Regions from separate parts of the Homo sapiens genome. Here all the other regions are linked to region 1. Evidence: chromatin contacts called from ENCODE Hi-C or POLR2A ChIA-PET data. All regions are on one chromosome and are shown on one strand. Each heading gives the region's core, a stretch centred on a gene start or an enhancer-like site at or near the end of the contact. The rest is flanking DNA. Distances are from core to core; before and after follow the strand shown.

Region 1 (2,717 bases), core at 130-2,629:
TGCACTCCAGTGTGGGTGACAGAGCAAGCCTCCGTCTCAAAAAAAAAAAAGAAAAGAAAGGGACACTTTTAATCACAACCCAGAATTTCTGATCAGTTCTCTCTGGATAGTTCCAGCCCCCTCTGAGAGGTAGCTGTTTCTGTTTAGAGTGAAACAAGGTGCTCTGGGCCTGACAAACAGCTCAGTTTGCCTGGGCTATTAAGCTAGAGGCTAAAAAGGGGCTTCCCTGACTCAAGCATTTGGTACTCCCTCAAAACTTCAGTCAGACTGTGGCAGTTCCTGCTTGTCGGGAGGCTGGGCAGGATGACGAAAGGTCCCTTGCATCTAACCATTTCCCCTGGACTGCCTCCCCTCCCCACAGATCCCTAGCCCCTTGAAGCCATGCGGGGTCCAACCTGTAAAGTTGTTGGAGATTCTGCAATCCCCTCTAGGGCAGCAGTCTTTGAAGCTGCAGTACCACGTGGTCAGGAGGTCCAGGTACCGCTGGCCCAACAGAGGAAGGCGCCAGCCTGGAAAAGGAGGAGCTGTGAGACCGAGAGGAGACCATCCGGTGCTCTACAGTGATGCGGCAACCTTGCCACACAACTTGTCAGGGACAGAGGGACACCCAGAACTCAGATTCTAACTCCCAGCCCCGACTCGGCCCACTGTCGGTCCTCAAGCCCTGCGTCCAAAAGCAGCAAGGGAGACGGCAGTCACCAGGCATGTCCACAGCGGACGTTCCCTAGAGCTGTCAAGAGCAACACCTTCGAATAACGCCAGGGTGGGCTGGGAGATGGCACAGGCGGTGCGAGAGAATCTGGAAAGCGCAGGGATCAGGGGAGGCGGGGGACGGGAAGCCGGGCGCCAGGGGGGTGCGCAGGGGACGCGGGTGGGGCAAGGGCGGTGATGGGGCTCCCTGCTCCGCGGAGGCTGCCCCCGCCCACAGCCGGTACCGGCGGCTGAGCAGAGCAGGACTGCGGGCCCAGATGTCGCCCCGGACAGGAGCGAGGCGACCACAGCCGCGCCCGGATCGCACTCTGCTCCGCAGCGAACGGCGGACCGTGGGGACGGGGTCTTACCCAGGGGCCCCGTGGCTGCCTCCTCGTCCTCGTCACAGTCGTCGGGCCACACCTGGCAGCTGAAGAGCGTCCAGTACCGCTTGGAGAGGGCACCCGCCGCCCTGAGCTGCTCCTGCAGGCGCTGGAAGCCCGGCCAGGCCCAGGCCGAGCCCGGCTCGTCGGTTCCCTCCCACGGCCTGGAGGCGCCGCGGGGCTCAGGCGCGCCCGGGAGCAGCAGCAGGAAAAAGAGCCAAAGCTGGCGCCACGGACCGCGAAGCATGGCCGGCCCCGAGCTGCGGGACCATCCGGCTGCCGGCCTAGCCAGGCTCCCTTAAGCCCGGGGCGGTCAGGCGGGGACCGCACTTCCTAGGCGGGCTTGAACCCGGGATTGGTGTTGCTGTGGCGACCGGCGGGCCGGGCTGAGTGCGCACTGGCAGCCTCCGTACACGTGACCCAGGCGGGAACCCGAAACCCTGTCTGGGGTCCTGAGAGGCAGTCCCGAGACTGACTTCAGGCCAGGTGCAACTAGCCGGCTTCCAGGAAGCAGTTTATTCTGGGTCGTGATTGTGGTTGCAAAGAAGGTGAACTCAGGCTTTGAAATGGCCACTGTCAATCACTCCGCTAGGACTTTCGGACGGCTCTGGTGGCCCATCAGAGGCCTACCGAATAAGGACACTCCTGCTTTGCCTCGCGTTTGCAGATCAACTTCCCGCCAACCTGTTAGAGGAAGCCGGAAAACCGTCTCAGTCAGGAGCGTTAGGCAGGCCAGGGGAGTCAGCTGAGTGGAGAAGAGGCCCTGGAAAGAAGGGCACAGCTAGGTGCCTGTCTGGCCAAGGTTGCCCTGGCTCCTCCGCAGAGGGAAATGAAACCGCAGCAAAACACCAGCAGGTTTCCACAGTGGGAGTCCACGAAAAGCAAGAGGAAGCTGATTGACGGGCTCCAGTCTGGAGGTGTTTGGAGTTTGGAAACCCCCCGAGTCATGGGTAAATCATGAGGCGTCATGTCAATGTAATTATATCTCATAAAAATCCGAAGTACTGTGTGCACTTTCTTGACTAGGTTTGCAACTTTCAAGTGCTGGGACTGAGCAGCCCATCCGACACCATTGGCAAAAGACTACAGGGCCTCTTTCCCTCAGCGCTCTCTTCTCCATAGCGAGGAGCATGGAACAAGGCTGTTAGATTTCAGAAGAGCTTAATGCATTGTTTAAAATCACCTGGCTTACTTCAGCCAAGCCAAAAAGCCGTCTTGTCTTAGGAGAAAACTGCTGTCTAGAGAGATCAGAGGACTTGGCTAATGTCATATGTTTAGTGGCTTTGAGGTTGGGCCCTCCAGACAGTAAGGTGAATACTAGCACCGTGTCTCACAAATGTCACAGGCAACTTGATTCATCTGTTCACCCCAGTCTCTTAGATCACACCGTGCCAGGTCTGCTCCATTCTCAGCAGCTCACCAAATTTGTGCCTTTCATTCGAACAGCTACAGAAACTAGATAAAGCACCTTTGCTAGGACACGAGGTTGAGTTGAAAAGTAAAATGTTTATAGTGTCTCAGCCATTCAGTGTGATGTCAAAAACTTTTCATAGAGTAGCAGCCATGGCACCAGCCCAGCACTGTGTACATCGAGCTTGCGGAGTCCACCGGAGACAGTTAACAGCACATACACCACAGTGCTTA
Region 2 (2,971 bases), core at 59-2,558, 630 kb before region 1:
CAGAACCAAATAATGGTCAGAGGGAAAAGAGCTGAAAATGAAAATTGGAGAATGTTGAGGATCAGTATGGCTCACTTCCCAGTTTTGCCAGGCCAGCTCTGCCTGACGAGATCTGCCAGGTCTATCTATGATTTTCCTCTAGAATGTTGGGTGTCATCCAAGGTGTCCTGAGTTCTAGCATCTGGTCATTTTTTACAAGAAGAAAGAACAAGCTCTTGCTGTGGGCATTTAGTTAATGCCAGGGCCGACTTTTTACCCCTCTATGCCTGGTCACAGTTGCACTAGGGAGCTACCCTCTTTAGTAAAGGATGAGCTCTTTTAGTCAATTTAATACCCTGGAGACAGGAGGTGACACAGCCTGTGTCAAACAGGCCCCCAGTAAATTTTCATTGAATTAGAAAATGACAGCTCTGTAATTTGGTGACTAGGGACATGCTGGAGGCCCACCTGGAATGAAAGGGGAAAGGGAGAAGAGAAAAGGGCATTGCAAACCATGCTCCCCTCAAGATACTTCTTTCTCCATTTTCTATTGTGTGTGTTTTAGCCATGTTAATACTACACCTCTGTAACCTGCCCTAGACTTTTCCAGCTAGCAATTGCATATTAAGATGGTATTAGGCTGGTGCAAAAGTAATTGAGGTTTTTGTCATTGAAAGTAATAGCAAAAACCGCAATTACTTTTGCACCAACATAATAATATCTTTAATCAGTAATTCCAGACCCTAATAGTGCAGAAATAAGGTGGGTCAAAAATTTACACAAGGCTGTTGAGTAAACATTATTATCCCAGCTGTAATGATTTTTTTTTTTCTCCTGGGACTTTCCAGGGGAAATGATTTTCAGCAGCAAATCTGCTTCTCTGCTCCACCTTCCTGTTGGCGTCAATGGAGACTGACGCCAACAAGCTTCCTGCGCTTTAATTCATCTCTGCTGAGCTACTGCATTGGGGTCATAGAGAGGTTACAGCAGATGTTCTTCTCACTGCTCCTGCTTAACATTCACTTTGGTTTTCTCTTGGGGGTTACCAAAGTAGGAAATAACCTGGGGGGAGATGATAGGATATAAGGGCTTGTGGCCCTTGCGGTGATTCTGGGCAGTCAGGCCCAATTCTTTTTCATTTTATCAATCAGGCAAGAACCTCAAGCTCATTGCCTGGTCCTCCTAGGTAGCATTATCTTGTTTATCCTTGTATTCTTGGAGGTCAGCACAGGAACTGGCACATAGAAAATACACACTTTTTTGTTGTTAAATAGAGGGCAATACTGAGGGTGTGGGGAATGTGGCAATTGCCTGGGCAGAGAGCTGTGGACAGTTCTGTGCCTTGAACCAGACTGTCCCACAACAAAAGGACCACTCCAGCTGAGGTGTGAGCACATTCTCCACCTCTGCCCGTAATCTCCTCTCCAGGCTGTGCACTCTCAGTTTGTTCAGATATTTATCGTAAGTTGAAACAGAGGGAATATATAATGCAATGGAAAGGAGCAAAAGCCTTTGAAATCATTCATTCACAATAAACAAACAATTATTGTGTACAGAGGTGCTATTGTTCTAGCCTCTTGGGATATGATAATGCACGAAATGGACAAAAATACCTGCCCGGTGGAGTTTAGATTCTGGTTGGTGGAGACCTACAGTTCACAATAAAAAGAATGAGTCATGTTAGAAGTCAGGTGCTATGGAAAAAAGTGGAGCAGGATTAGGGGCATTGGGAGCACAGCGTTGAGAAGTCATTTTAGAAATTACCTCTTTGAGAAGACGCAGATGCTGGAGGAAGAACAGCCAAGGCAAGAGCCCAAAGTGAGGAGCTATGCACTGGAAGAAAGTGAGGAGGCCAGTGTGGGGGAGTGCAGTGAATAAGGGGGAGATCATGGGAGATGAGGTCAAGGAGGTAACGGGGGGCATATGTAGAGCTGGTGGATATGCCTGGCAGATTTAGCAGATAAAAATTTGCAATCTCAGCTAAATTTGAATTTCAGATAATAATTTTAAAAATACAGATATGCCTCAAATATTGCATGAAACCATACTTAAACTAGAAAGTTATTAGCTGTTTACCTGAAATCCGTATTTAACTGGGCATCCTGCATTGTCTTTGGCAACACCGCTGTGGACCATTGTAAGGACTCTGAGTAAGACTGGGAGCCCTCAGGGGGCCTTGGGCAGAGGAGGGATGCCAGCTGCCTTGGAGCTTGAAAGGGCCCCTCTGGCTGCTTTGTGGAGAGCAGAGTGAGAGAGCACTGTGGACAGCAGGGAAGCCAGACAAGGCTGCGAAGTGGTCCAGGCTCAGTACAGTAACTCTGACCTGGTGGTGGAGGTAGGGTTGGTGAGAAGCCGGCAGATTCCAGACACATTTTGGAAGCATAGCCAACAGGATTTCCTATAGATGTAGATGGTAGTTAAAGCCAGGAGACTGGGGGAATTCCCAAGAGAATGAGGCCTGGTGCCCTGCAGCATTAAGAGGCCAGGAAAAAGAGGAGGAGGCACAAAAGATGCTAAGGCTTTGACCAATGAGTACGAGGAAACCCTAGAGAATGAGATGTGCTGGGAGGACAGAAAGTGTCAGGGAGGAGGATTGTCAAGTGTATCAAATGCTACTGATAAGTCAGATGGGATGACTGAGGGCTGACTAGTGGATTCAGCATGGAGTTGCTGGAGACCTTGACAGGAGCAGTTTTGGTGGAGTGGTGTAGGTGGAACTGGAATTGGTTTAATAGGTAATCGGAGAAGTATAAGAAGATAATATGGGCAACTCTTTGGCGAAATCTGACTTATTTAAGGTCCTACCACTTACTAGCGTGATTCTTGGTAAATAATTTTCTGATCCTCAAGTTTTTCCTCTTGTAAAAAAAAGAATAGTAACAAGGATGCTGTAAATATTAAATATGTAAAAGTTTTGGCATATAATGAGCATTTAGTAATTGGATATTAAGATTATTGTAATACAATATTAATTTCTGACATGATGTTGGCA
Region 3 (2,944 bases), core at 192-2,691, 660 kb after region 1:
ATCTCTACAAAAATAAAATAAAATAAAATAAAAAATTTAGCCAGCCATGGTAGCACATGCCTGTAGTCCCAGCTACTCAGGAGGATGATGTGGGAGGATTGCTTGAACTCAGGAGTTCGAGGCTGCAGTAAGTGATGACTGTACCACAGCACTCCAGCCGGGGCAATAGAATGAAACCCTAACCCAAAAACAAATAAATAAAATAAAACAAAATTTTTCAAGCAAAGATTCTAATTCAAAGAAAAATATTTTGACACATGGAGAATGACTCTTTCTTGAGATGAATATCATTTTATATAAGCTGTGTACAATAAACATTTCTATAATGAAGAAAAAGAAATACTAGGCCAATATTAGCACATCAAATCTTTTATATTCCTTTAGTAACTACCAAAGCCCACTGTTTTGGGGTGAAGGCTATATTTATCAGGATAAGCTAGGTTATGATTATCTAATCACCCCCCTAATCTTCGTGGCATAAAATATGTTACATGTCCATAAGCAGGTCAACTGAGGGGGTGGGATCCTGTCTATGCTGTCCTTACTCAGGAACTTAGGCTAAGGGAGGCTATCTGGGCTTCTACAGTTTTTGCAGCAGGATAAAGGTAAAATAGCAAATTATGTACATGTACTAGCTCTTAAAGCTTCATATCACTTCTGGTCTCATTTCACTGACAAAACAATCACGTGACCATATCTAACTTCAATGGAGGAAGGGATATATAGTACTACCAGGTACTCAGAAAGGGAACTGAAAATATTTGGTGAACAACAGTATAGACTGCCACAGTGTTTTACCAAGCCAAGTGATTTTTAAACATGCAGGCATTGCTCCTTTTATTAGAGAAAAATGAAAACAAACTTACTCAAATCAAAGTGGAACTATTTAGATTACTGAAAGAAAATACTTATAATGCTATATCTTATTGTTTTGGCCATCCAAGGAGTTAAGTGTAAAAACTCCTAGTATATATCACATAGACATAATACCCTAGGCTGTTTTTCACTCCAGCTTATTATAGGTATGTAGAGATTGACTAAAGGCAAGGGAAAAAGGCTCAATGTGAAGATGATGAGGATGAAGGTCTTTATGATTCACTTCCACCTAATGAATAGTAAATAGTATATTTTCTTTTCCTTATGATTTTCTCAATAACACTTTCTTTTCTCTAGTTTACAATTTTAAGAATGCAACATATAATACATATATCACACAAAAGATGTGTTAATTGACTGTATATGTTATTGGCAAGGCTTCCAGTCAACAGTAGGCTAATAGTAGTTAAGTTTTGGGTGAGTCAAAAGTTATATGAAATTTTTCAACTGCATAGCAGGGTGGTGTCTCTAACCCCCATGTTGTTCAAGGGTCAACTGTACAATTTTGGTGTCATTAGGGAGAGTCACTGTCATTAGTCACAGTCATTAGTACATAAAGGCAAAGGCTTTATGTACTATTTTCTATGACTCAATCAGAATGAGTCACCACATTTGCTAATAAATGTAGCTAGCAAACCAGGCTTAAGTTTATAGAATTGTAATAGGATTGCTAGGCCTAGGTTGAGATCCAGGCCGAGGAGTCGACCAAAAATCATACATATATTTCTAATGAAAATACAGTTAAGCATTTGACTGAGACAGTATTAGTAGACTGTCTACTAATTAAATCTAGTAATTTAATTCTACCTTTTTGTGGCACTTTTTTTTTTTTTTTTTTTTTTAGACGGAGTTTCACTCTTGTTGCCCAGGCTGGAGTGCAATGGTGCAATCTCGGCTCACCGCAACCTCCGCCTCCCAGGTTCAAGCTCTTCTCCTGCCTCAACCTCCCGAGTAGCTGGGATTACAGTTGGAATTACACACCTGGCTAATTTTGTATTTTTGGTAGAGATGGTGTTTTTCCATGTTGGTCAGGCTGGTCTTGAACTTCCGACCTCAGGTGATCCGCCCACCTCGGCCTCCCAAAGTGCTGGGATTACAGGCATGAGCCACTGCGTCCAGCCTTGTGGCACATATCATATCATACCTCATATGACATAATATGATACATTGTATTTAATAAAACTTATGCTTATTTGTTGTAGAGAACTCTACTAGGAGTTGTAAGGAAATCAAAGATAAACACAAACTCTGCCCTCAAGGAACTTGCCATTTAATACAGACTTTAGATACTAAATATAAATTTATGCACAGGCTTATTAGTAGACTGGACATGGCTGAGGAAAGAATCTCTAAGCATGAGGATATATCAATAGAAACATCCAAAACTGAAAAGCAAGCAGAACAAACAAAAATAACCCAGAAAAGAATATCCAAAGACTACAGGACAACTACGAAAGGCGTAACGTGTAATGGGAATACCAAAAGGAGAAAAGAGAAAGAAATAGAAAATCAGAAACAATAATGACTGAGAATTTCCCCAAATTAATATACCAAACCAAAGATCCAGGAAGCTCAGAGAATACTGAGAATACCAAGCAGCATAAATGCCAAAAAAAAAAACCCTAAAAGAAAAAAAATCCCAACCCCCAAAACTACACTGAGGCATATAATTTTCAAACTGCAGAAAAACAAAGAAAAAGAAAAAATCCTAAAGAAGCCAGAAGGAAAAAACACCTTATGTACAGAGGAACAAAAATAAGCATTACATCTGGCTTCTCCTCAGAAACCATACAAGCAAGAGAATGGAGTGAAATATTAAAGTGTTGAGAGGAAAAAAAAAGAACCCAAACTACCAACCTAGAATTCTATAACCTGCAAAACTATCATTCAAAAGTGAAGGTGAAATAAAGCTTTCTCACATACATGAAAAAATTGAGGAAAAATGTTGCCAGTAGACCAGCATTGCAAAAAATGTTTAAAGAAGTTCCTTAGAGAGAAAAGAAAACAATATAGGTCACAAATTGGACCTTCTTAAGAAAACAAAGAGTATAAAAGGAATAAGTGAAAA

Evidence for each region. Hi-C counts contacts between places; a loop is a spot of excess contacts on that map. ChIA-PET counts read pairs that join two places held with the same protein, here RNA polymerase II (POLR2A). Pooled maps may share reads with other maps.
Region 2: a map of endothelial cell of umbilical vein shows a loop between it and region 1 (4-fold over the local background). The contact joins the enhancer-like site here to the promoter of TOR3A in region 1. A Hi-C loop is called at or near these places in 1 of 168 maps with a recorded cell type or tissue (endothelial cell of umbilical vein), 7 of 37 single-sample maps with no recorded cell type and 13 of 50 pooled maps. POLR2A ChIA-PET finds 5 or more read pairs at or near these places in 1 of 52 experiments (activated naive CD4-positive, alpha-beta T cell).
Region 3: a map with no recorded cell type shows a loop between it and region 1 (2.9-fold over the local background). The contact joins the enhancer-like site here to the promoter of TOR3A in region 1. A Hi-C loop is called at or near these places in 2 of 37 single-sample maps with no recorded cell type and 2 of 50 pooled maps.

The regions. Positions count from the first base shown.
Region 1 is chr1:179,080,732-179,083,448 of GRCh38, reverse strand. It overlaps TOR3A (torsin family 3 member A), which reads right to left and starts at 1,379. Exons shown (of 6, transcript NM_022371.4): 1 at 1,062-1,379; 2 at 396-509. The coding sequence starts at 1,320. RefSeq lists silencers at 805-974, 1,115-1,404.
Region 2 is chr1:179,707,978-179,710,948 of GRCh38, reverse strand. The region is part of intron 2 of LOC105371635 (a long non-coding RNA gene); the gene reads left to right. Among named protein-coding and RNA genes, the nearest start is that of FAM163A, 34 kb to the left of the region's middle. RefSeq lists an enhancer at 1,108-1,177. Within about 2 kb of position 1,308, at least 3 of the 41 ENCODE cell types and tissues checked have a DNase peak (open chromatin) inside an H3K27ac peak, as active enhancers do; they include endothelial cell of umbilical vein, where a contact is called at or near this core.
Region 3 is chr1:178,416,533-178,419,476 of GRCh38, reverse strand. All of the region lies in intron 4 of RASAL2 (RAS protein activator like 2), which reads right to left. Among named protein-coding and RNA genes, the nearest start is that of CLEC20A, 79 kb to the left of the region's middle. RefSeq lists an enhancer at 814-2,013. Within about 2 kb of position 1,441, at least 2 of the 41 ENCODE cell types and tissues checked have a DNase peak (open chromatin) inside an H3K27ac peak, as active enhancers do.